Linked DNA regions of Homo sapiens: region 1 is linked to region 2. Evidence: read pairs that join two places in POLR2A ChIA-PET (ENCODE). Cell type or tissue: MCF 10A. All regions are shown on one strand. Links, peaks and the distances in the headings refer to the core of each region. The heading gives the core; the rest is flanking DNA. Region 1 overlaps ZNF638 (zinc finger protein 638). Region 2 has its middle 32 kb from the start of ZNF638.

Region 1 (11,074 bases), core at 1,635-9,634, 86 kb before region 2:
TGCAAGTCCCCATTTCCCAGACCTTTTGGGAATGATGAAAATGGGCAAATTCTAAGGGCTGCTTGATGGTTCTATATGGCTGGCTTTTAATTGCTGAACTAACTCATGGGCTCACTGTTATTTCCCTCCCTTTAAAGGCCACTGTGCTACCCAAATTGGATCTTGAGAGAACCACGTCAGGGGTAGGGGAAGAATAACAACAGTGGCCATTATTAGAAAGGGGTTTGCAGCCCCCATTGGGCTAATCGGTCCCGTCCCCAAAGGTTAACAGGGACAGTCATGTTTAGAGTTGCTAACTGTTTTTTCCCTCCAAATCACAACGTTAGGGGGTGTGTGCTCTGCTTGGCTGTGTGCACTTAGCCAGTGCTGACAATTTTTTGTTTCTGAGTGACCCAAGGCCAAGTTTCTGACCAGTTTTGATAACTAATAATCGAAATATTCACCCCTGTATCCTATAAGCCAGTAAAATTCTTATTTCCGATTTTTAAGGTAATCATGGGTCTCTGATCAGTGATTAACTGGTTCCAATACACTCCTACGGCTCCCGTGCTTCCAAAACTTCCCTTCCTCTTTCCCTGGGCATTGGGGACCCAGTACGGTAAGAATAGTAACTGAGCTATTTTAGATTTAGGGGGAAGAATATGCAGACCTTTACACTCCATCATAACTAATACCTCAATCTTGATAATCACTATCAATTACCCTGGTGAGCACATTAATTCCTTTGCTGGATAGGCTTGATCATCCTAGGACCAATCCCACTGTTCTGGAGGCAGTGGGCCCCAGATCCCTGTTGCAATCCTTTTAGGGTCTTCTCCTTTTAGCACTAATTCGTTGGGGCAGAGTAAGCCCAATCCTGCGCTCCCAGAGGTGGCTGTTCTGAGAGAGTGGACTGTGGGCTTTCCAATTGACCGAGGAAAGCCGCTGGCATTGCCCAAGTTTGGAGCAGGGCCTGGGGCTGGCCCCTCATGAAGTTTCCCACCTGATTACTTAGGTGGTTGGCATCTTTATCAAATTTGGACTTGCACTGATTTGCCCAACGTTTCCCCTTTCTACGTCGGGGGCATATAGAAGGGGGTTCTTTTGCTGAGTTACCTTGGTCTCTACTAGTGGGGCACTGCCTCTTCTTATGACCTGGCTCTCCACACAGAAAACAATTTGGGGTTTTCTCCCTTTTCACTTCAGGAGACTTTATTGCCATGGCCAATATTTTGGCTTTGTGTGTTTCAGTCCCCACCAGTTGACGTGCTCGTGTAAGTTCCCTGGCCGTAACTGCCTTTCCTCTGACTGCCTGCATTGCTTGTTGGCAGTCGACGTTAGCATTTTCATAAGCCAACTGCAACAATAAGATTATCAGCGGCCTGGGGATGACTAATTTGTCTCTTAATTGCCTGGGTTAACCGATTGATAAATTCAAAAAATGGCTCCTGAGGCCCTTGTCGAACATTTATAAAGATCCTTGTTGAACTTCCGCTTTCGGAATTCGGGAATTCAGTCCCAAGCCCTCATAGCACACAAAGACACTTGTGCATAGGCTTAGGGAACAAAACTTAATTGTTGTTGGACACTGGCATAGGAACCCCTCCCCTGAAGCATAGCAGCTGTTATGTTTTGCCCGGCCAATTGATTCTGGTTGGCTTGTTGTTCATACAACTCATCATACTCTGTCTTCCAGAGGAGGTACTGACTGGGCTCTAAAGTTGTTTTAGCTAGCACTGACCAGTCCCATGGGGCCAAACAGAAGTTGTCTGCTATGGCTTCAATTAATCCTTTCATAAATGGACTAGCAGCTCCGTTTGCTCTGATGCTTTTTCTTATCTTTATAAGCGTCAAAAGAAATGGGTTCATATACCTGAGTACCTTGCTGATCTTGCATTACCGGGCAGGTTAAGAGCTCCCCTTCTAATGCCACTTGCCTAAGACAGGGTCCCACAGCTGTAGTGTATCCCTTGTCTTTTTTCCAATTTATTGGGGGAGGGGGCTCAGGGAAAACCTCTGTTTCCTCTTTGGTATCTTTACCCAGTAATGGCAGGGCTGAGGGAAGAGGAGGCGGCGGTAAGGTAGGTGATGGTTCCTTCTCCCTTCCCTTCTTGGGATCTTCTGTGTACAGCAGGGCCAAAGCAGCCCTAACTAAGGCCCATAAGGTTAAAGATGTTACTGGGACCCGTTGCCCTTGTTTATGGTATTGTTTAAGATTTCTCCCCACTTATTCCCAGAGCTCTAGGTCCAGCATGCCTTCTGCTGGGAACCATGGATTATGGGAAACAACAGTTTGCCTTAGGACCCTTAACTGAGCCTGTGAAACCGAGGCTCTGCTAGCTTTAAGCAGTTGTTTCAATACTTTTATATACTGTTTCTGTTGTGCGGACAGCTGTTGTCTCATGATGAAACTCTAGTCTGAGAATTCCCCTGAACTTGGATATCCCGAGTGGGCACCAATGACTTACTGACTGCACAGTCTCTTCGCCTTCATTTTCGGGGGTTCCGTCGTGATCCCTTGCAGTGTTCCTCACGAGGGGCACCAGCTGCTGAGTCTGATCCACCGACTCTGGCCGAGCGACGGATGAAAAAAGTACGCAGACACAGGTATTTTGCGTGAGCGCAGCTAGGAAACTGCTCGGCCTTAGAGACGCCGAAGAGAGAACGCAGCCCCAATAAGCTGGAGCTGCTTGTATTTATTTAGTACAGATTTAATGACAAAGGCCTGGAGCCAACACAATCTGTGGGTAGTTGTTGCCCCCGCCTGTAGGGAGCAGTCCTGCACGCGGATGATCAAAGGTCAGATGATCAAAGGTCGGATGATCAAAGGTCAGATGATCAAAGGTCAGATGATCAAAGGTCGGATGATCAAAGGTCGGATGATCAAAGGTCGGCAAAAGTAAATAAACTTATCTAGATAAATTCCTTTACACTCCTTTGTTACCTACTACTTGCCCTTAGCCTCAGGGTAAGAGAATTTAGCTGCCTTCAGCCTTTATTCTCTCCCGAAGCTTTGCAAAACCTCCCAGGACTTCCAAGAAGGTTTGCGTCTCTCCTTATAACTTTTCCCACCACCCTGACCAATCTCCTACAAAAACCTAACATGGTTAACTGAAATGATCAACCTTCCCAATGTGAAATGGAAACTGGTAGGATTTTTTTTTCTTTAATTATAAGTGTAGTTGTATCCGTCTTCATATGTTTAAAAGTCATCTCTACTTCTTTCTCTATAATCTGCCTAATCATACTATTTTCCAATTTATCTTTTGGGTTGAGGCTTCTTATTTTTTATTAGAGTTCCTTAAGAAAATTAACACATAGGTTAACAATTTTCTAAAGTCACTCAAAATACTTATGCATTAATACATTTTATGTAGTCAAATGTCTTCCTGATTGGGAAGGACTTCTCAACCTAAATTTTACAAAAAATATTCTCCACACTTAAAGAATACTGTTATCATCTTATGTATCATAGTAAATCTTTGATCCAACTGCAGTTTGATATAAGCACTTTTACTTTTTTTTTTTTGAGAGAGTCTTGCTCTGTTGCCCAGGCTGAGTGGCATGATCTCAGCTCATTACAACCTCCACCTCCCAGGTTCAGGCAATTCTCCTGCCTCAGCCTCCTGAGTACCTGGGTCTACAGGAGAGCACCACCACACCCAGCTAATTTTTGTATTTTTAGTAGAGATGGGATTTCACCATGTTGGCCAGGCTGGTCTCAAACTCCTGGCCTCAAGTGATCCAGCCACCTTGGCCTCCGAAAGTGCTGGGATTACAGGCGTCAGCCACCGCACCAAGCAAAGTGCTTTTACTTTTATCAAAAGTAAAAAAAAAGTAGCTAATTTAATGAATAATTGATCTTTTTCCAACTAAAACGAAATATTATCATACAAATTTACTGATGTTTTGTATGTTTTGGGAAATATCTCTGGACTCTCTTCTGTCCTACTTTTTGTCTATGTAACTATATGAAACTACTCTAAATCTTCGAACTTTGTAATATATTTTAATATTTATTGTGGATAGTCTGTTTTCATTGTTTTCTTTAAAGAACTGTCCTGCCTATTCTTCTATGTTAATTTCTTATAATATATAAACTTAGAATCAGCTTATGTAATTTAAAATGTTTTATTGCTATTATTCTTTATACTTAGTGTATAAAGAAAAAAAAGGTTTAGCTGGATGAGGTGTCTCTGGCCTGTAATACCAGCTACTCAGGAGGATGAGGTGGAAGAAGCACTTGAACCTGGGAGGTGGAGACTGCAATGAACTGAGATTCCACAACTGAACTCCAGCCTGGGCAACAGAAAAAAAAGAAGAAAAGAAAAAAAGAAAAAAAAGGCATCTTATAACAGTGAAGCTTTCTATCCAAGAATGCCATTTTTTCATTTAAGGCTCATTTTATGCCTTTTAATATTTTAGTTTTCTTTTTATAACTTCTACCATTTTTATTATTATAAATGGACTATTTAATATTAGATTACATAAGGAGCTCTTCTTTAAAAAGCAATTAAACATGACATATTAGAGAATTAAGATGGGTAATTATAATTAAATAGCACTGTATAATTGATTCTCTTAGGTTTTCCTTCGTACTATCATATTTGCAAATAACGGTGTATCCTACTTTCCAATTTCCATGCCTCTTGAATTACATTGTACTGGTTAATGGTTATTAGTTTTAAAAAATATTTATTTTAACTGAAAGAGGTGTTGATGCATATTCTCAGTTTAGTTCCCAACCTTAATGGGAATGCATCTAATGCATTATTAAACATATGCTGGCTTTTAACATATGTGTACTTGTATATGTATGTGTGTGCATAAATAAAAGTATATATACACACATACATATCATAAATTTAAGAAACTTTTTTTTTTTTTTTTTTTTTTTTGAGACAAGGTCTCACTCTGTTGCATAGGCTGGGGTACAGTAGCACGATCACAGTTCACTGAAGCGTCGACCTCCTGGGCTCAAGCAATCCTCCCAGATCAGCCTTGCAAGTAGCTGGCACATGCCAACATGCCCAGATAACTTCTTAATTTCTGATACAGACTGGGTCTCACTATGATGCCCATGCTAAGATTTCTTTTTTAAATGCTAGAAATGGATGTTGAAGTTAATATCCCTTTCAGTATTTATGGAAAGGATCATATGTTCTTTTTTTAATATGGTAGTATTGAATTAACAGATTTCCTCATTTTGAACCATCTTTATACTTCCAATACGACCCTCTCTTGTGCATAGTCCATTATTCAAAGTGCTCGCAGACACTATATGTTAAAATTTTACACTAAAATTTAACATTAATATTCCTACATATAATTCTATAGTTTTATGAAAGCTGTCAGCAATTAAAAAATATTTAACTTTCACTTTTGAGATAATTGTAAATTCACATGGAGTTGTATGAAAAAAGGAGAGACCCCATATACCCTTCACCCAGTTTCCCTCCAATGGTTAACACTTTGCATAACTGTAGTACAGTATCACAGACAGAAAACTGACACAATTGATACAATCTACCAACACCCAGATTTCACTCATTTTACATGTAATGTGTACTTAGCTCTGAAATTTTATCATAGGTGTAGATCAGTGTGACTACCACCAGCCAAGATACAGAATGGTTCCTTCATAATGATCTCTTCTAAAACCCATTTATAGCAATAGCCACCTCCCTCCCACCAACCCTGACTATCACTAATCTGTTCTCTCTCTGTAATTTCATTTCAATGTGATATACATGAAATTTTATAATATAAAACTTTTTAAAATAGCCATTCATCCACTGAAGAACATTTGGGTTGTTTCCAGTTTGGGGCAATTATAAACAAAGTACCCATAAATACTCGTGTATAGGCCCTTGTATGAGCTAAGTTTTCATTTCTCTGGGATGAGTGCCCAAGAGTGTAAGTGATGTCATATGGTAAGCATGTGTTTAGTTTTGTTAAGTTAAACTGTCATACTCTTTTCTAGAATGGCTGTACTATTTCACAATTGCTCTTGCACACAATGTATGAGTTTCTCTACATACTCATCAGCATTTGGTGCTATCAGTATTTTTTATTTTAGCCATTCTGATAGGTGTGTAGTGTCTTTGTCAGTATTTGATGTATTAGCCTGTTCCCCCACCTTTTCTCATTTCCCCTTTTACAGGAAGCTTTCCCTTCTCCTGAATGCCATGGTATAGCTGAAATCGATATTGCTTTCTGAAAGATTTGGTGGAACTCACATGTGGGAGTTCCCACAGGTGAGCAAAGGGCTTTTATTGGGAAAATAACTGACTTAAGCAAATAAACAAGAGGTGATCTCTGAATGGTGTAAATCACTTTCTTTAAACATTTTCTGAAATATTTTAAAATTTTCACAATAAACATTCATTACTTTTATACTTAGATTTAAAAGAATGTCATTTTCAGCTGGGAACTGAAAAGGTAAAAAGAAAAGGGGACATATTATTTCTAAAAAAGAGAAAAGCCATAACAAGAGAAAAAAATCATTCGATCAAGGAAGTTTCATCAGAGATGAGCCTTACAGGATAAATCAGAATCTGTCCTCCAACTCTCCCCAAAAGAAGTCTTAACTGACTTTTTATCTTCAGTACCTTGCCTGCGACCTATTAAGTGCTTACTGAAGTTAAATGAAGTCAGCCATCAATTCCATGCAAATAGACAGCATAAATAAAGAACCAAGGAATGAAGTAACATGGAAAATAAACTATTCTGAGTGACTACAAAATAATACACAGTTGACTGTTAATAGGTTCAAAAGATAATCTGGGGTCAAAGGGCAAAGAATAATTTATGGAAAGCCAAAGAATTTGGACTTTATTCCACTGGTTGCTAGAAGTAGAATGATCAGATCTGCTTTAAAGAGACCTCTGGGCAACAACGTGTATAATAAAGCAGAGTATGGAATAAAAAATACCAGTCAGGAGGCTATCTTCCAAAGTTCAAATGTGAGACGACAGGTCTGAATTAAAAGGAGTTACAGGCATGATGGAGCTACATATAAAGAATTTGAGAGCTGAAGTAGAGTCAGTGGAAAACTAATATGGATCCGCCACTGATTGGCTGAAAAGGGGAAGGATGTTATCTAAATCTGAATTATGTTGAACAGAAGAAAAGAGAAGACAGGGTTAAGAACTACTCTACCGGATGATTAGTGGTAACTGTTAAATAATATAAGAAAATGAGAAGAGTATACTCAAGGGGATAGAAGAGTTTATGTACGTAAGGGAGATGTCCTTAAAGACTGACAGGAAAGAAATCACCCAGGAAGAGGGCCAGGCATGGTGGCTCACACCTGTAATCCCAGCACTTTGGGAGGCCGAGGTGGGTGCATCACTTAAGTTTAGGAGTTTGAGACCAGCCTGGCCAACAAGGTGAAACCCCATCTCTACTAAAAAAAAAAAAAAAAAAAGAAAAAGAAAAAAAAAAAGAAAAATTAGCCAGGCATAGTGTCGCATACCCGTAATCCCAGCTACTCGGGAGGCTGAGGCAGAATCACTTGAACCTGGGAGGCACGGGTTGCAGTGAGCCAAGATCATGCCACTGTACTCCAAACTAGGCAACAGAGTGAAACTCCATCTCAATAAAAGAAGAAAAAAAAAAAAAAAAAAAAACCACCCAGGAAGAAAAGCATGACATGAGAAGAGGAAAAGATTATTAGGAAAACTAGAAAGGCTGGAGAAAAGTAGTGATCCAAGAAAATCAAGAAGTTTTCATTCTTGAGGGAGGTAATTTAGTATATGCAACGCTTTGGAATCATAAAGTTTTGCGTTCAAATTCTAACTCCTCCATGTGGCCCTGACTCATTTAACCTTTCTGAATCTATCTCTTCTAGAAAATGAGAACAATATATTTTTTTGAGGTGGAGTCTCGCTCTTGTCACCCAGGCTGGAGTGCAGTGGCACGATCTTGGCTCACTGCAACCTCTGCCTCCCAGGTTCAAGAGACTCTCGTGCCTCGGCCTCCTGAGTAGCTGGGACTACTACCACCACACACAGCTAATCTTTGTATTTTAGTAGAGACGGGGTTTCACCATGTTGGCCAGGCTGGTCTTGAACTCCTGACCTCAGGTGATGCACCCGCCTCAAACTCCCAAAGTGCTGGGATTGTAGGCATAAGCCATCGCACCCAGCCAAACATTAACTACAACTCAAAGAACGGTTTGAAAGATTAAACAAAATAACATAAATATACTATGTGCCCATGTGTCCAGCATAAATATCATACCCACAAATGTGAGGCTTCTTTTCTTTGTTTTCTCTCTTCTGGTACAGATTATGTTAGTAGGTCTGTCTACTTAATAAGTCATTTTTACCTTATTTTGTACACTAAATTCTAACTTTAAAACAAACTAATCCTGCATCACCTTTACCCTGGTTCTGCTTTAGCTTTGTGTCACAGAACTTCTCATTTTCTAAAACTCATATTATTTAATGTTTATTTTATATTTAATATTTGTCACCTCAAGTTAAAAATGTAAACTGTCTGGGGACAGCCATGCCTATTTGGTCCACTGATACATCCTAAGCCTCTACAAAGTGCCCCCTATCATGGGCATATAATAGCTACTCAGTAATTACTATTTTTCTTTTTAATTAGTACTGGGTAAGAGCTCGAATGTTTCCATTCATGATCAAATTACACTCTTGCTTCCTCCCTGTGCTTATAATCAAATTTATCCTTAAAACTGCTCTAATTAACTCTTCCTGTCACTCTTCAATCTGAGCGGATCTCAAAAAATTATCAAGTACCCTTCCTTTCTCACCTGTCACTTTCTCAGTCCTGTTTATAGGCTCCTTTTTCTTTCTACATTTATATTGCAAGGAAGTATTTTAGCTTTCCAAAATTTAGACCTTAAACTTAAAAAAATTCCCAAGTATCTCACTTTCAATGCCATATGATTGGCTGACTAAAGAATATCTCTAGCAGATACTCGTGACAGCTGAAACTTGGTAATGTTGAAATCTAAGGACCTAACCCCAAATTCAAAGGCACCACTGTGAGTTTTCCAATTGTAATCAATAATATCATCGCACTCTTAGTAAAACCTATCAGGACTGAAACTTGGAAATTTTATAATTATTTAAAAAATTTTTTAAACTCACTTACTGAAAAATTCCATATAATAAAATGCAAATTTTACCTCCTCACATCACTTAAATTAACCTTTTTCACATCAGGTCCTCATCATCCCAAAGTGAAGCCCAGCTGTTTTTTCTCAGTGGGATTTTTACATCTCTCCAATTTATCCAATCTATATAAGAATCCTAAACAATTAGTGAGTGGCTCCATATTCTCTACTGCAATTTCCCAGAGTCTGTACCAATTTTTACTAGCTCTTATCCAGAAAAAATGGAGTGTACTTTTGCCAAGCTTAGGAAACAGTGGACTAAACAAAGCTAAATAGGTTTCTTTCCTGAAGGATTTCATAAAATGTGTTCTGTGAATTATTTTTTCAAAAGAGAAAAAATAGCTATAACACACACCCCAAACCTTTTTACCCAAAACTTCTTTCAGAAATTACTCTTTAACATGACACATTCTGAAAATGCTACTAATGGGGTCAAATTTGAAAACTTCTCAGCATGACCCTTCAAGGCCTTCAATAGAATAATTGAACTTTGTTACCTTTGTTGTTGTGTGCCCCCCAGATGAAGTAATCTTCTGCCTCCACATTTTATCTCTTCACATAATGTTACCTAATTTAAAATCTTAATCAAAATGTACTGCCTTCCAGAAGCCATTCATAGTATCTCTGCTAACCTTCAATACTTCAATACTCTATACAACTAAACATTACGGGGAAATGAGATATTCCACAATCCAATTTTCACCTCACTAGTAAAACTTAGTGCCTAAATTCTTACCTCATTCCAGTTAGAAAAACCAACACACTATATTTTTACCTTCCCCAAACAGAACATACAAAACGCAATGTAAGTTCCTAAATTTGTCTCTGCCTTATTTTAGCTTTTCTTTCCTGTCTTTCACTATCGAGCTGTTTATTCTCACTAGTACTAGTCTCAAAACTTTCCACCTTTCTAGTCCTAAATGGACTAAGAAAAAGGAGAACCCGGATTATAAAACTGTATGCAAAATTTATTTAACTGGATTCATAATGATGGCTTCAAGTATTTTCCTGAGTATAAAGAAATAGCTTTTAGTACATGAGTATGATAGCATCCATTTCTGGATAGTCTTTTTTGCTTGCTTTTTGGCTCTCAATTAACCTCCAAAATCAAAGAGGACCAGATAAGCATTCTTAACATACCTTTCTTATGTTTTGTGTCTTGTGGGTTTATCGGGAAGGGATGGAGGGAGATATTGCATAACTAACCTAAACATGTAAAAAACAGCTATTAACTGTGGAACTACGATAGCTATTTCACATACATTATCTCACAGATTTGTTGTATTTACTCCAGAAGTGATTCTGTAATTACACAGCATTAAATATTAACCGCCTGCTTAATACAGGGGCCAATTAAAGAATGTAATTTGGGTCTCCTTCATTAAAGCACAATAGTGTCTTCATAGCATCATCATCTAAGTTTCTACTAAACTGACAAGATACACTCATTTGAAAGAATATTAAAAGTAACAACTTACCAGCAGAAGTTGAAGTAACAATTTCAACAGCTTTTGAAGCATCTGCATCTCTTCTATTTAAAAGGAGAAAAAATTTAGCAGCAACTTAGGAATTCTAAGTTCTACAAAATCCTAAAAATGTAATATTTAAACCTAAAAACGTTTAAAATAATTCAACTGGAGTGATATCCCTCTTAAACTATAGTTATAGTGATAAAATATATTTAAAATGCGGTTTTAAAAATTAAAATTTCTTAAGTCATATGCACATTTCATTCTCACATATGAAATCATAAAGTCACTTACTTTAAGGTAGATGCAGATACTTTCTTTGACTCTAAAGTCTTTTTCTTCACCTCTTTGTTCTACGTAGGAAAAATATTTTGAACAAAAGAAATTTAGTATAAAGCAATTTAGAAAATATAGAACAAAAATCTAAAATCTTCCTATTCTAAAGGACACATGATTATTACCTTTTCCTATTTATAAA
Region 2 (11,074 bases), core at 2,031-10,030:
AGAAAAGAGGATTTTGAATGGCCTCATCACAAAGAAATGATAAATGTTTTAAGGTGTGGATTTGCAAATTACTCTACAAATTACTCTAATCAGATCACTATCAAAATATCATATTGTATCCCATAAATATGTACAAATTTTTTTTGAGACAAAGTCTCACTGTGTTGCCCAGGCTGGAATGCAGTGGCCCAATCTCGGCTCACTGCAACCTCCATCTCCAAGGGTCAAGTGATTCTCATGTCTCAGCCTCCTGAGCAGCTGGGATTTCAGGCGTGCATCACATCACGCCCGGCTAATTTTTGTATTTTTACTAGAGACAGGGTTTCGCCATGTTGGCCAAGCTGGTCTAGAACTCCTGGCCTCAAGTGATCCACCCACCTCGGCCTCCCAAAGTGCTGGGATTACAGGTGTGAGCCACTGCACCCAACCATAATGTACAATTATTATGCATCAATTAAAAATAAAACTTTTAAAGAGAGCCAATTAGAATATTTAACTGAAAAAATGTATACATACGGAATGCCAGGAGGATGCCTCTATCCTTATGTGGAAAGTGTGGGAAGTGATCATCCTTATTCTGTGGTTACAAAGGTGCTGGTTAAACTCCTGTAACTTGAAACACTGACTTTGCTAAGAACAGCAGAATGAAGAGAGGAATGGACCTGGGTCCATAATGATATAACTGAGCCACTGTTGATATTTATCAGCTTGAACCCATTCTACCTCTGGACTTCCTTTTATAGAAGGCAATAAATTGATTTGTTTGGATTAGGGTTTTCTGTAACTTGCAGTCAAAAAATTTCCTAACTCATAAATTCACTACTTCTACATCTAATTCTTGCAAAAAAAACAAGGTTCAGTTCAATTGGTCCAGCTGAAAGCAAACAGGAAAGACCACAGAGCCTTGCAAAGAGGTATATTTCTTGCCCACAAACAGTAAACTCTAAACAGATGTGAATCAGACAATCCGTAGCTTTTCTTGGTTACAGAAGCCTAAATTTCTGCCCAGCTAAATCAAAGAAGACATCACAGGAGAGATGATCAGGATTTAGGAGCAAATAATGTATTAATGGTGATTCCTGTTTATGCCTTATTCAGTGAGACAGATGATCATGCCAAGGGAACACTGGCAGACTGCTAGGTTTGAGGGGAAATTCATTAGTTCTGCCTTGTTTAGACATGTAGAGTTTGAGGTACCTTTGACATAAGCAAGCAGGAATGCTAAGCAGACAGTTAGATACCTAGGCTGGGGCTCTGAGGTTTATGAGCTAGAGACGTAACTCTGGGAAGTCACTGGCATGTATCTAATAACTTAAGCTGTGAGCCATCGGTGAGATTACCTACGGAGGTAATACCAAGTGAGGAGAGAAGATGGCCAAGTGTTGAGAATAGGCAATATCTAATGACCATGAAAAAGAGGATGAGCTTGCAGAAACAAATGAGGGTAAACTACACAATTGTTTTAGATCCATATAATACAATATTATTTGACAATTAATTTTTTAGATAACTGAAAGAGTTTAAGGTACGTGTAGTATGTTCCCATTTTTAAATAGAAAAAACACACATATGTGTAATCATATATCCAAAAGTACATATCAGGTAGGGTGCAGTGGCTCACACCTGTAATCCCAGCACTTTGGGAGGCAGAGGTGGGGGGATTGCTTGGGCCCAGGAGTTTGATACCAGCCTGGGCAATACTGGAGACCCTGTCTCTGTAAAAAGTAAAAAAAAATTAGCCAGCCATGGTGGTGTGCACCTGTGGTCCCAGCCACTTAGGAGGCTGAGGTAGAAGGATCACTTGAGCCCAGGAGTTCAAGGCTGCTGTGAGCCATGATTGCACCACTGCATTCTAGCCTGGGTGACAGAGTGAGACACTGTCTCTAAAAAAAAATTAAAATTAAAAAAATTTTTAAAAAGTGTTTAAAGAATTAAAACTGTTTATCAAGAGGTAAGTTTTTTTTTTGTTTTTTTTTTTTTGTTTTTTTTTTTTTGAGATAGAGTCTCGCTCTGTCCCGCAGGCTGGAGTGCAGTGGTGCAATCTAGGCTCACTGCAAGTTCCGCCTCCTGGGTTCACACCATTCTCCTGCCTCAGCCTCCCAAGTAGCTGGGACTACAGGCGCCCGCCACCACGCCCGGCTAATTTTTTGTATTTTTAGTAGAGACAGGGTTTCACCGTGTTGGCCAGGATGGTCTTGATTTCCTGACCTCATGATCCACCCACCTCGGCCTCCCAAAGTGCTGGGATTACAGGCGTGAGCCACCACGCCTGGCCAAGTTTTTTTTTTTTTTTTAAAAAAAGCTTAAAGTTAAGGCACAAAGTATAAGTATATGTATGACATGAGTAATTAACAAATCTGAACTTACAAGGAACTGCTATCAATCAATAAGAAAGTATTAAACAACCCAATAGAAAAATAAGCAATATATTTGAGCAGCCATTTCACAGAAAAGGAAACACAAATGGCTAATAAAAAGTGGCCACCTCATTAATGCTCTACCTCATTAATAATCAAGAAAATGTAAAACCTCAATGACATTCATTCAATTCAGTCAACAATATTTATTAAAGTCTTCTATGGGGAAGGTGCTGCTCTAAATTCTAGAAACACAACAGTGAACAAGATATGAAAAACTCCCTATCCTTAAGGAACTTAAGTTCTAGTGTGGAAAAGCAGTGGCAGTAAGTGGTCCGGAAAGAAATAAAGCAGTGAAGAGATAAGGGAGTGGGAGAGAAGCATGCCAAATTTTAAAGGGGATGGACAGGGAAAGCCTCACAGAGAACTTCACAATTAAGTGAAGGCCTGAGAGAGGTAAAGGAGCAAACTACGGAGATATCAGGGAGAGAACATTCCAGGCAGAGGAACAAGTAAGTGCAAAGGTTGTGAGGAGCACTAAACAGGCCAGAGTGATTGAAGCAGAGACCATTTTGCACACACCAAGCAAAAACCAAAAGACCAAATATTGGTAAGGATATGGAGAAACATTAATTCTTATATACGGCTAGTAGGAAGGTACATGGATCATGATCACCCTGGAAAACCATTTGTCATTTTCAAGCATTACCCTCGCAGGCATGTAGCCTAGAAAAACTCTTGAACAGGTGTACCAAGAAGCCAGTACAAAATGCTCACAGCAGCACTGGTTTTTTAATAGCAAAATTATTAAATTCTGGATTTTAATACCATTTTTAATTGACAGATGAGTGACAAAAATAAATGATATATACATAACAGAATACAACAGAGTAGTAAAAATACATGTGCTCTAGGTAAGTATCTACATGGATGAACATCTGGAATATACTCCTGACTAAAAACAAAAAGCAAGTTACAGAAGAAGAAGAATAGGAATCATTTTACGTAAAGTCTTCAAACATGCAAATCTAAGCAATACCGTGTTTATGATTTTGCCCATTAGTGGTAAGATATTTTTTCATGTAAGAGAATAAGAAATCATCACACCTATAATTCCAGCACTTTGGGAGGCCAAGGCAGTTGGATCACTTGAGCCCAGGAGTTGGAAACCAGCGTGGACAACATGGTGAAACTACTTCTCCCCAAAAAAACACAAAAACTAGCCAGAGATGGTGGCACACGCCTCTAGTCCCAGCTACTCAGGAGGCTGAGGCAGGAGGGTCACTTGAGCCCAGGAGGTCAAGGAAGCTGCAGTGAGCCATGATCACACCATTGTACCCCAGTCTGGGTGACAGAACAAGACCCTGTCTCAAAAAAAAAAAAAAAAAAAAAAAAAAAGAGAGAGAGAGAGAAAAAATAAGAAATAAAAAAGTCAGATTGGGGGAAGTTCAAAGAGAGGCACAGGATGAGTAAGGGTATAGAGGGCTTCAAAAATTATATTAATGTTCTATTTCTTCAATTGAGTGGTTGAAGAAATGGCGTTAATTTTATTTTTATGATTTTATCTTACAAATATCTCAGATTTTCTTTTGGATATTTGAAGTATTTTATTTAAAAAGTTTTATTTTCTAAAGAGAGAATGTACAAGCCCAGTGCAGTGGCTCATGCCTGTAATCCCAGCACTATGGGAGGCCTAGGCAGGTAGATCACCTGAGCCTAGGAGTTCGGGACCAGCCAGGGCAACATGGTGAAACCCCATTTCTACAAAACACATGAAAATTAGCGAGGTGTGGTGGCATGCACCTGTAGTCCAGCTACCTGGGAGGCTGAGGCAGTAGGACTGCTTGAGCCCGGGATGCAGATATTGCAGTGAGCCATGATTGCGGTACTGCACTCCAGCCTGGACAACAGAGTGAGAATGTCTCAAAAAAACAAAAAAGAGTGAATAAAGTAAATGTACAGATTTTAATTTCATTAGCAGATCATTTTAATGTGATCCTAAAATAGTTAAATATGTAAGGCATAATATCCTTTTAAAAATCTTCTTGATTATTGAAAAGGTCTTTCTTCTGTGCCCATAGAAAATACAGGGCAAAAAAATCTATGTTTTTGGCCAGGTGTGGTGGCTCACACCTGGCATCCCAGCACTCTGGGAGGCGAGGGGGGCAGATCATTTGAACTCAGGAATTCAAAACCAGCCTGGGCAACATGGTGAAACCCCATCTGTACTAAAAAGAACACAAAAATTAGCTGGGCATGGTGGCATGCGCCTCTTGTCCCAGCTACTTGTGAGGCTGAGGCACGAGAATCGCTTGAACCCAGGAGAGGGGGGGTTGCAGTGAGCCGAGATCATGCCTGCACTCCAGCCTGGGCAACAGAGCGAGACCCTGTTTCAAAAAAAAAAAAAAAAAAAAAACCCCACTTTTTTTTTCTTGTCTCACTTTAACATAAATATCTTTCATATAAATAAACAAAATCCCTATCCTTTTCTCTTCAGTGACTAATGTAAGGGTAAGAAATAGGGAAACATGACGGACAGAGGAAAAGGAAAGCTATTAAGTGCCTCCTAAACCAAAAGCAACTAAATTTTATTTGGAAGTTGTGTGTGTGAGAGAGAGAAAATCCTCATGCAGCTCACTCATCTACTTAATAAATTTTAAAAAGTTAACTCCATAAACCAATAGAAAATCATTTAAATTTTAATTCCATATAATTTTAACATTTTTATGTGCCAGGCATTGCTCTAAGTGCTCTTACACTTATAGATTCATTTAATCCTGAGAATAATCAATGAACTAGGCACTATTGTCATCTCCATTTTAGAGAAAAAGGAACCAAGGCACAGAGCTAAGTGATTTGCTGTATGTCGCACAGTTAATAACTGGTAATCTGTATCTGAACTTCAGCAGCAGGCCTCCGGAATCCACGCCCTCAACCACTATATTAGATTGACTTCCTCATATGATGGAGTCTTTTGAAAGGGGACAGAGGTACAGAGGACAGAAAAGAGAGAAAAAGAGAGCAGAAAGCTACGGAAACAATGCTGATGTCTGCTAAAGCCTAAGAGACAAATATCTAACTCATTTACCAGTATTGTTCTTTAACATGAATGAAATCTTTTCGTTTAAACAATGGGCAAGTATTGCAAAAAACCTGCTAGAGAAAGTATTCTGATCATTCCATAAAACTTGAAATATAGACATTCTTAAGCTTTCTTTTCCTCATTTCCATCAGGGAATGTGTGATTGCTTCCAAATCTAGCTTAAAAAAAAAAGATACCTTAGAATTTTGTCACCACCTTGTGGTCTTTTGTAGTAGTGCTACTGAAAACTTCAGAAGAATCTGGGCTGGGGTGCAGTAAAAACACCAATGCCAATCTTAGGGCTATTTTACCTGCTTTCAATAATTTTAATCACCTTCAATGGACTCCTGTATTTATCTACATTATTTTTTAAGTGTGGTGACCAAAATGAGGCACAATCCAGTCTATTACTGAAATACCAGACCAAGGTTGGCCATGCCCAAAACCTTTCTAAGGACAGCAGCTATCCTACCAAGCCCCTGCTAAGCGGAAGTCTGTGTGACTTTTCAGTTATAACTTAAGTCAAGACACTTCCTTGTACTGAACTTATTTTGAGTTTCCTTAGTCTAGTCCAGTAGTACATTAAGTCAAATCAGTTGTTTTTTTTTTTTTCCAGACAGGGTCTCGCTCTGTTGCCCAGGCTGGGATGCAATGGCACAATCATGGCTCACTGTGGCCTGGACCTCCTGGGCTCAAGTGATCCTTCCACCTCAGCCTCCCAAGTAGCTGGGATCACAGGCAGGCACCACCATGCCTGGCTAATTTTTTTCTTATTTAGAGACAGGTGTCTCACTACATTGCCCAGGCTGGTCTCAAACTCCTGGGCTCAAGTGATCCTCCCACAAAGTGCTGGGATTACAGGCATGAGCTACCTCGCCTGGCCAAATGAGTATTCTCAAATTAGTAACTATCCTATTTCCTCACCTCAGAGCTGATTTTTCCCTCTTAAGGGTGTTTCCCTTCCCCTCCTTAGGGAGGGAGGAGGGACAGGCTGGCACAGGGATAGTAAGTGCAGGTTCCAGAACACTTCAGGGTAAAGGTGGGAACTGAGGAGTCCTTCAAGCACATCTACTTCCTGGCAGCTCCCTGGAGTTGGCAACTGAGAGCCCAACTTAAATTCCAGATAGAACTTACATGCAACCATGTTGCCCATTTTCCTGTCTTGCTTATGGTCAAAATAATCCATGAAAAACCCTTACATTACTTATTCAGGCGTAGCATATACAGTTTTGTGCAACCAATCCCAAATCCCATGCTGTGAATTCCTCTCAGTCTTCACTCAGTTTTCTCTGTGACCCTATATTATTTCTTCTATTTTTTTCCCCTCTAGTGTTCTTAGCCTAAGAACACTAAGGCGGTATGCTCCTAAATCCCATCCCATCCACTGATGTTTGAAGATCTGCAGAGCAGTTCTTTGGTTGACCCAATACCTCAGAAGCTACTGACATTTAATGGCTGAGGGCCAGACATACCAAAAATCATTCAGTGTGTAAGACCCTGTCTTAAGACAAGCTGTGCTGCACGATAGTTAGGAAAACCACTACCGTTCCAGTGCCTGGCCTCCTGCATTATGTATAACTCTTCCTTATAAATGGTCAGTAAAACCCTTAAAATTACACACTATTTCACAGACTAATAAGATAGACTACATACTTAGACAAAGTGGAGAAAAGGCCAATGCAGTCCCCTGCCCTGTTTAATAATATATAATTTCCTTTCTTTTACCTACATGAGTTAGTTAATTTTGAGTAACTGAAATGAATATATGATGAGATTCTACTGTATCTATTCCCTACACTTTAATACACATTGTTCTGTATCTTGTTTTTTGACTTAATAATTCTTTGAGATTGCTCTACATTCATGTAAAGAAATCTACCTCATTCTTTTTAATGACTGTAGCATATTTCATTTTAGGGAGATATCCTAGAATTTACTTAACCAGTCTTAGTGAAAGAATTTTAAGTGAAAGAATTTTAAGTCAAAGTGTAAAGTGATGATATATATTTTGAAAAGATTATGTGGCTATATGGTAGGAAATGGCTTAAAGGTTTTCAACAGTTTATGTGAGGACCCCAGTGACAGGACATTACCACAGTATTCTTGATAAGCAATGACTTATTTTTACTGTTGATCTCTAATAATTCCCCAGTAGGGTGAAATTTTTTTTAAAAAAAAATATAAAATAGAGGCTAAGTCTCGCTACGTTGTCCAGGCTAGTCTTGAACTCCTGGGCTCAAGCAATCCTCCTGCCTTGGCCTCCCAAAGTTCTGGGATTACAGGTGTGAGCCACCATGCCTGGCCAGGGGTAAAATCTTAATGGAAGGAAGAAAGGATGGGAGGGAGGCAGTGAGGAAAGAATTTTGATGTAGTCCAATTTAGCTTTTCTTTCTCTTTATAGTTAGTATTATTTGCATCCTATTAAAAGTCTTCTTATACCAAGGTTATGAAGATATTCTCATATATTATCTTCTAGGAACTTCATTGTTTTGCTGCTCACATTTAAAACCACAACCCACCTGGAACTTTTTTGTTTTGTTTTTTGTTTTGAGACGGAGTTTTGCTCCCGTTGCCCAGGCTGGAGAGTGCAATGGCGCAATCTCGGCTCACCGCAACCTCCGCCTCCCGGGTTCAAGCTGTTATCCTGCCTCAGCCTCCTGAGTAGCTCAGATTATAGGTATGCACCACCACGCCCAGCTAATTTTGTATTTTTTGTAGAGACTGAGTTTCTCCATGTTGGTCAGGCTGGTCTCAAACTCCCAACTTCAGGTGATCTGCCCGCCTCAGCCTCCCAAAGTTCTGGGATTACAGGCATGAGCCACGGTGCCCGGCCTTTTTTTTTTTTTTTTTTAATAGTGTGACGTTGGGTCAAGCTTTGGTTTGATTTTTACTTTGTATGTTTTTTCCTTCCTTTTAAAAATAATAATATCTGATTGTCTCCATGCCACATACTGAAAAAAATTTAATTATTTCCCTTCTTCTCTTTAGGGTCAATTTGCTCATACATGAAGTGTCCAGATATATGTGATTCTGCTTCAGCACTCTCTATTCTAGTCTTTTGATCAATTTTTCTATTCTTCCATTAATATTACACTTTCTTAATAATTACAGTGTCATGTTGTCTCTCTCTTTTTTTTTTTAGTAAAAAAAAAAAAAAAGGCTGGAAGCAATCCTCCCACCTTGGCCTACTAAAATGCTGGGATTACAGGTGTGGGCCACCATGACCGGCCATATTAAGTCTTGATATCCAATATGGCTAGCCTTCCCACTGTTCAAGATTGTCTGGGCTATTCTAGGTCTTTTGCATTTCCAGATACATTTTAGAATCAACTTGTCAAGTTCTCAAAAAAAAAGAAAAAAAACTTACTGGATTTTGAGTTGGGACTGCATTGACTCGGTGAATCAATTTGTTAAGAAGTGAAATCTTTACAATATTGAGACTTCTAATCAACAAAATATGGTATATCCTTCTAATTACTCAGAACTTCTTTACCTTCTCCCAATAACATTGTATGGTTTTCTGCATTAATATTATGACTATATTATGTTACATTATTTAATGTTTACGATGCTTTTGAAAACAGTATCCCTTTTCAAAATTTATTTTGCTTATTCCTACAATATAGGAAAATAATTGATTTTTGTACACTGGCCTTAAATCTGGCAATAATTTAGTAATTTTTTGCATCTACATTCATGAGGAATATTGGTCTGTACTTTTTTTTGTATTCTTTATCTAGTTTTAGAATAAAAGGCCAGGTGCAGTGGCTCATGCCTGTAATCCCAGCACTTTGGGAGGCCGAGGCAGGTGGATCACCTGAGGTCAGGAATTGGAGACCAACCTGGCCAACATGGTGAAACCCCCCGTCTCTACTAAAAATATAAAAATTAGCCAGGCATGGTGGTGCACGCCTGTAGTCCCAGCTACTTGGGAAGCTGAGGCAGGAGAATCACTTGAACCCAGAAGGCAGAGGTTGCAGGGAACTGAGATCATGTCATTGCACTCCAGCCTGGGCAACAGGGTGAGACTCCATCTCAAAAAAGAAAAAAAAAAAAGTAATTCCTAGCTTCATACAATGAATTAGAAGGACAAAACCACATTATCTCAATTGATGCAATAAAAGTATTTAAAATTCATCATCCTTTCATGATAAAAATACTCAACAAACTAGGAATAGAAGGAAACTGCCTCAAAACAATAAAAGCCAGATACAAAAAACCCACAGCTAACATCATATTCAATTATGAAAAACAGAAAGCTTTTCCACTAAGATCAGGAATAAAACAACGATACTCACTTCAGACACTTTTTTTTTTTTTTGAGTTGTAGTCTCACTCTATTGCTTACGCTGGAGTCCAGTAGCACGATCTTGGCTCACTGCAACCTCTCCCTCCCAGGTTCAAGTGATTCTTATGCCTCAGTCTCCAGAGTAGCTGGGATTACTGGTGTGCACCATCATGCCTGGCTAATTTTTGTATTTTTAGTAGAGACAGGGTTTTGCCATGTTGGCCAGGCTGGTCTAGAACTCCTGAGCTTATGTAATCTGCCTGCCTCGTCCTCCCAAAGTGCTAGGATTACACATGTGAGCCACCAAGCCCGGCCTCACTTTTGCCACTTCTATTTAACGTAGCGTTAGAAGTTCTGGCCAGAGTAATCAGGCAAAAAAAAAAGAAATAAAAGACATCCAAATTGGAAAGAAAGAAGTAAAATTATCTCTATTCACAGATGACATGGTCTTATATGTAGAAAACCCTAAAGATTATACACACACGCACACACACACACACACAACCCCACGAGAACTAAAAAACAAATCCAGTAAAGTTGCAGGGTGAAAAACACAAAAATAAGTTGGTTTCTATACAATAGCAATGAACAATCTGAGAAGGAAATTCAAAACAATTCCATTTGTAATAGCATCAAAAAGAATAAAATACTTAGTGCGAATAAACTTAAGGAAGTAAAAGACTTGTATAATGAAAATTACAAATTGCTGAAAGAAATAAAGGAAGACACAAATAAAAGGAAACATATCCCATGTTCATGAATTGGAAGAGTTAATATTATTACAATGGCAATACTACCCAAAGCAATCTACAGATTCAATGCAATCCCTTTCAAAAATCCCAATAATGTTTTTACATAAATAGAAAAATCCATCCTAAAATTCATATGGAATCCCAAAGGACCCTGAATAGCCAAAATAATCTTGGAAAAAGAAGAACAAAGTTGTAAGATTCACACATCCTCATTTCAAAACTTACTGGCCGGGCGCGGTGGCTCACGCCTGTAATCCCAGCACTTTGGGAGGCTGAGGCGGGCGGATCACGAGGTCAGGAGATAGAGACCATCCTGGCTAACACGGTGAAACCCCGTCTCTACTAAAAATACAAAAAATTAGCCGGGCGTGGTGGCGGGCACCTGTAGTCCCAGCTACTCGGGAGGCTGAGGCAGGAGAATGGCCTGAACCCAGGAGGCGGAGCTTGCAGTGAGCCAAGATCACGCCACTGCACTCCACCCTGGGTGACAGAGGGAGACTCTGTCTCAAAAAAAAAACAAAAAACAAAAAACTACAAAGCTACAGTAATCAAAAACAGTGTGATACTGGCATAAAGATAGACATGCAGATCAGTG

Evidence for each region. Peaks named below come from ENCODE experiments on the same cell type or tissue, not always from the same donor. Only the 100,000 strongest peaks of a DNase experiment are listed, where the experiment ranks them.
Region 1: POLR2A ChIA-PET joins it to region 2 with 7 read pairs; 5 of 35 experiments call an interaction of 5 or more read pairs at or near these places.

Annotation. Positions count from the first base shown.
Region 1 is chr2:71,380,097-71,391,170 of GRCh38, reverse strand. ZNF638 (zinc finger protein 638) reads right to left here. Exons shown (of 28, transcript NM_014497.5): 9 at 10,891-10,949; 10 at 10,606-10,658. Among named protein-coding and RNA genes, the nearest start is that of ZNF638, 54 kb to the right of the region's middle. In MCF 10A, for the core only: no CTCF peak of the experiment used is centred there; a DNase peak (open chromatin) is centred at 5,920.
Region 2 is chr2:71,294,198-71,305,271 of GRCh38, reverse strand. No RefSeq gene overlaps it. Among named protein-coding and RNA genes, the nearest start is that of ZNF638, 32 kb to the left of the region's middle. In MCF 10A, for the core only: a CTCF peak has its summit at 5,662 (motif pointing left); no DNase peak of the experiment used is centred there.